Regions from separate parts of the Mus musculus genome. Here region 2 is linked to region 1. The links are chromatin loops, found by intact Hi-C in ENCODE. Cell type or tissue: heart. All regions are shown on one strand.

Region 1 (2,500 bases):
CGCTAGTGAACCATTTGCCGCCACAGACAGCAAGCTACACAGAGGGCACTTCCACCATGTTTTCTCAACAACAACAACAACAACAAAAAATATCAGAGTCCACCCATCCATCAGCCCTAAAATTCTTTCACGCTGGCACATCTGTGCAGGGCATTGCCAGTTAACCATGACAAAGAAGGTCTGTTTTCATCTGTGGTGTGAGAAATTCTTTAAATCCAGAGAGAAGCAGAAAGGGGCTAAAGAATAAGATTGGGGGTTCCAACGGTTGTGTTGAAAACAGCGTAAAACAAAATAGTATGTGGCAAACTGTAGGGACTTTGTTTAGTGATGGTTAATGATATGCCTACGGGGTCCAGGAGGTAGAGTCCCAATCATACTCAAGAGTAGTGATGGGTGCTTTAAAGGTTCTGGGAAAAGCCAGAGAACCTAGGGAAGTGTCCTTCAGGAAAGCAGGGCAAATCAAAAGGGGCACTAGGACATTTGGCATGAGATGAAGAGTAATGGCCGCCTGTCTCTGGCTGGTCCTGTGCTCTGACCTTTTGAGTAAAAGGTTGTCAGCATCCAACTCTGACATGACCCAAGCGGTTTAAAGTCTTCTATCTAGTGAGGGACTGTACTGGCATCCGGCCCCACATGTCCTGCAAGCCCAAAGCTTTTCCCTTCTCAGTTTCTCTCAGGACACTTGGTCTCTAGTTGCAACCTGTGCTGTGTTCGGGGATTCACCAAGGCATGTCCAAAGCAGCAGCGCGGTAGTCCCGCTCCTAGAGGGAAGCCTTCCTTGTTTTCTCGTGCTCACTGTAAAGTGCGCATGGGTCTTTTGATTGAAATTTTCTGCTCTTTCTCTTGAAATTGCTTAATTGCGCCCACCCACCGGTAAGGTTCTTTATATCGGTGATGCTGCTGATCCTCTCTGTATCACTGTGCGGTACTTTTGAACGCCAGGTTTCCTTACATTTCTGTGAGGATGCTGCCCCCTGCAGCCCACTTTGAGCATAATAGCCATTGTGATGGATTATCTCATCTCGTTCCCACAACCCACGAAGTGAAAAACTGTTAGTATCCTCCTTTTTTGTTTTTTCAGAGGATAAATCTGACTTCCAGCAAAGTTAGGTAACTTGTCTTGGCAGAAACAGGCCACCTCTCTCCAGAATCCCCCGTACCAACACTGTTGTCCTGTGACAGGTATCCTCCATATTTAATCTGCCAGCTAACCGAAATTACTGGGGAAGGGGAAGCGAATTGACTCATTTTTGGCTGTGCGGCCCTCTCTGGGTCCATCCACAGTTCCAACAATAGCCCCGCGGTGTTAATGCAGATGCAGAGATATCCCTGGGAGAGCTTTGTGGGAAGGTGTGGTTGACTGACAACCAGCTGCCACACCCTCAGAATCTCTGCAGCACCTAAACTTAAGCCTTGCCCTCCTGGGGCTACTCAGCCAGCAACTGGGCACAAGCTTTCTAGACCCAAAGGGAGGTTTTGTTTTGTTTTGTTTTGTTTTGTTTTGTTTTGTTTTGTTTTGTTTTGTAGGTTCCAAGATGTATGGATTGCAGTGGCGCCTATCAGCATATCAAAGCACACGCTGACCTCAGGACTCCTTCACTTCATGTGCAAGCAACCTGCCCTCCTCCCTTCCTCCCCTACCTAACTCCCTCCAGCCCCTGGGATTTCCTCCTGCTCTCTCAAAGCTACCTAGCAGCTTCCTGCCTTCCTTCTCTCCCTGGGCAAATGTCAGGTCCACACTGTGATCTGAGGGTATGCCACAAACCAGGCTGTATCTTTGGGCTCACTGGTCAGCCAGTCTAGCCTGTTCCAAGCTAGTGAAGACACTGTGCCTCACAAAGATATTTTTTTCCTTTAAATGCAAACCGCTTGGAGAACAAAACTCAGTGTTGTCCCCTGCATCACACACACACACACACACACACACACACACACACACACACACACACACCCTACCATTGAAATGTAAGTGCCACTGTAGAGAGAAGACTTTTATGAGGTGACTAGGGCCTGGGGACCTGGCCCTCAGGAATACAGTAATACCTCCAGCAGAGAAGTGGATTGGTAATCACAGGAATAGGTTCAGATCAAAAGCTAAGTCATCCCTGTCCCCAAGCTCCTGTCTCTGTCCCTCTCCCCCACATCCTCACGCCATCTGAAACCTCTGCCTTGTCCAAGCACCGTGTGCTTGGCTTTCCCAGAGTTCTGAGCCAAAGAGACCTGCTCTTTATAAATTGTCCAGCCTCTGGTTGTCTGTTATAGCAGCACAAAACAAAGATACTGGATTTGCATCTCTCTAAAAGGACCCCCACGGAGTTTAACAAGGAGAATCTATAATTCTTTCTCTCTCTCATTATTTCGTACTTGTATGTGTGTGAGAGAGTGTGTGTGCATGCACATCTGCCACTGTGCACGAATCAAGATCAGAGGAGAGTTTTCAGGAGTCTGTTCCCCTTTCCTACCTTGGTAAGGCAGGCTCTCTCTTGTTTCTGCCAGGCCA
Region 2 (2,500 bases), 690 kb before region 1:
ACACGTGCACTTTTCTGTGCTATAAACACCTTTACAGCACACACACACACACACACACACACACACACACACACACACACACACCCCTAATTAGTTCCCTTTGAGAACCTAATGATGAAGAGGTCTGTTCATATGAATCTTTGGAACATTGGCTCTAAGGAGCTTTCTTCTTCCCCAATCCATCTAGCCTGGAAGGTCAGGCAGAGAGACTTTTAGACCGGTAAGCCAAATTGGGATATTAGTATTCGGTGATAACCTCTCAAATTGTGCATGTGTTAAATGTCACACCCTGGGTGGGACACATGTTGTACAGCTCAGGGGATTGGCCAGGGGAATGGGTTGTCTCTGATAAAAAATTTGTTTCCTAAAATGCACCCGGGATCCGAGCCTTCAAGCTCATCCTGTGTACCCCATATTGGCAGTTAGGAAATTGGGTTCTGTGTTCAAACTCCAGCCACACCCCTACCAATCTGTCTGCCCGTGGAAACACTTCTTGTATTCTATGCCTGGGTCTCCCCACTTAACAAATGGATGTGAAGCCGGCGACACCTACTTACTTCATGGCGTTGGTGTAAGGTTTGAAGTACTTTCAAATCTTTCCACTTGGGACGTAACAATTGGCCACAGTGCTGGGAATGCTGGGAGCTGGGGAAACAAAGCTTGTAGCAAACTGTCGCCTCTAGAGTCCATGGCTCCCACCCACTCACTCTCACTGATCTCTTAACCCATTTAGGTCTCTGGCTCCTGAAGGCACTGGGAGGTTTTTTTGTTTTGTTTTGTTTTTTTTTGTTTTGTTTTGTTTTTTTTTTTGTTTTTTTTGTTTTTTGTTTTTGATCCTTGCAGTTTCTGAGATGAATACATGGAAATTGTTACCCTGAAGAATGGAAGCTTTGAGCTTTGCGGGACTCTTTTAAGGCCTGTGATGTCAGAGCTTCATACATCAAAGAGCTTTGGGTTTTCTTGTTGCACTGTTGTTGGTGGGGGGTGTGGAGGGGGCGTCTTCTAGCTAAGAGTTCAGGCACAGGCAGGTCCTCCCTCAGCCCAACCTGGCCTCTGTGTTCTTTCTTACCAGCTTCCGGCGTCGTTTATCTTCTTCTCATACTTCAGAGAGGGAAACTGGGGTTCCAGTAAGCAAGAAGGAGTACAGGAGGGAGGGAAGTCTGCAGAGAGACAGCTTGGAGACAACACTTATGACTAGTCCCCAAGGAAGCCTTCATTAGGCAAGACTCCCACAAATCAAATGCCTCCCAGTGGTTGTTTCCATATGTGTCCAGGAGAGGGCAGTGTGGTGCAGAGGACAGGTTGGGGCCAGGCAGCTGGCCTTGATGGTTCTCGATCATTTTGTTGGGAAATCTTTGTTTTTTGTTGGGAAATCTTTGTTACCTGTCAGATATGAAGCTTGGCCCCAATTTTCCTCATGATCTCTTCTAGTGGAGAATTCTGTAATCCCTACAGGAGAGAACAAAGCAGAGTCAGTCAAGGATTCCAAGGAAATAAGAAACAAGGCCAAGCAGTAGGTGTAGCTGGGAAATTTATTTGTGCGGGGCTCAACTTTCTTTAAGTGAGCCCAACAGGGGGGAAAACCCTTGAATGGCCTCCCCCAGAATCACATGTTTGAGTTAGGAGGGTTATCAAAGGCCCCCCCCCCAAGTTGTTGAGAGTTCGGAATGAGATTGTGACCTGGCCTTTCTTGGGGTGACCAATGCTTAATCCCAAAGACACCGTTAAAGATGCCAACACCACACGCTGGTGGTTCCCCATCTCTGCAGTTTGTAATAGTAGGGGTGGCTTTCTTTGGAGACGGGCATTCCTTCCAAAAGTGGATTGATGCTAAGCCTGTGGTGGCTTTGGGGTGTCCCTTGGCAGAGACGGAAAGTGAGGTCGGCAGTCTAGGCTTAGCCCCGACGGCCCCAGCATCTCTCATCTTTGCTTGGGAAACCCTCACTAAGCTTGTTCTTGAACAATTTCATACATGTATATAATCCGTTCTCGTTTCTGCTGCCCTTTCCTCTCTTCTCTTCCTAGTCTTTTTCCTCCCTTCTCATTCTTTTGCTTTATTTTGTGACTTTCTGAGCTTAACCAGGGTGATCCGTGGCTATATTGAACCCTACTGTGGGTATACAACTGAAGACAGTAACTACCTGTCTTAGGGTTTCTTTTGCTGTGCAGAGACACCATGTCAACCCTTATAAAGAAAAACATTTCACTTTGGGCTGGCTCACAGGTTCAGAGGTTTAGTCCATTATGGCCATGGCAGGAAGCAGGTGTGGGCAGATGTGCTGGAGAGGTAGCTGAGAGTTCTACATCTGGATTAGCAGGCAGCAGGGAGGGAAGGAGGGAGGGAGGGAGAGAAGAAGGGAGAAAGGGAGGGAGGGAAGAGAGAGAGTGAGACAGAGAAAGAGAGACAGAGAGAGGAGACTGGACTTGGCTTGAGCATTTGAAACCTCAAACCCTATCACCAGTGATAAACTCCCTCCACCAAGGCCACACCTACCCCACA

What was found. A loop is a pair of places that touch in the nucleus more often than their neighbours do. Peaks named below come from ENCODE experiments on the same cell type or tissue, not always from the same donor. Only the 100,000 strongest peaks of a DNase experiment are listed, where the experiment ranks them.
Region 2: it touches region 1 in a loop (16-fold over the local background); 12 of 42 quality-filtered maps call a loop at or near these places.

What each region holds. Positions count from the first base shown.
Region 1 is chr10:83,818,303-83,820,802 of GRCm38, reverse strand. No RefSeq gene overlaps it. Among named protein-coding and RNA genes, the nearest start is that of 1500009L16Rik, 97 kb to the right of the region's middle. In heart, a CTCF peak has its summit at 973 (motif pointing left); a DNase peak (open chromatin) is centred at 942; H3K4me3 peaks cover 346 bases; H3K27ac peaks cover 271 bases.
Region 2 is chr10:84,513,043-84,515,542 of GRCm38, reverse strand. All of the region lies in intron 2 of Gm34405 (a long non-coding RNA gene), which reads left to right. Among named protein-coding and RNA genes, the nearest start is that of Gm34405, 3.4 kb to the left of the region's middle. In heart, a CTCF peak has its summit at 1,273 (motif pointing right); a DNase peak (open chromatin) is centred at 1,172.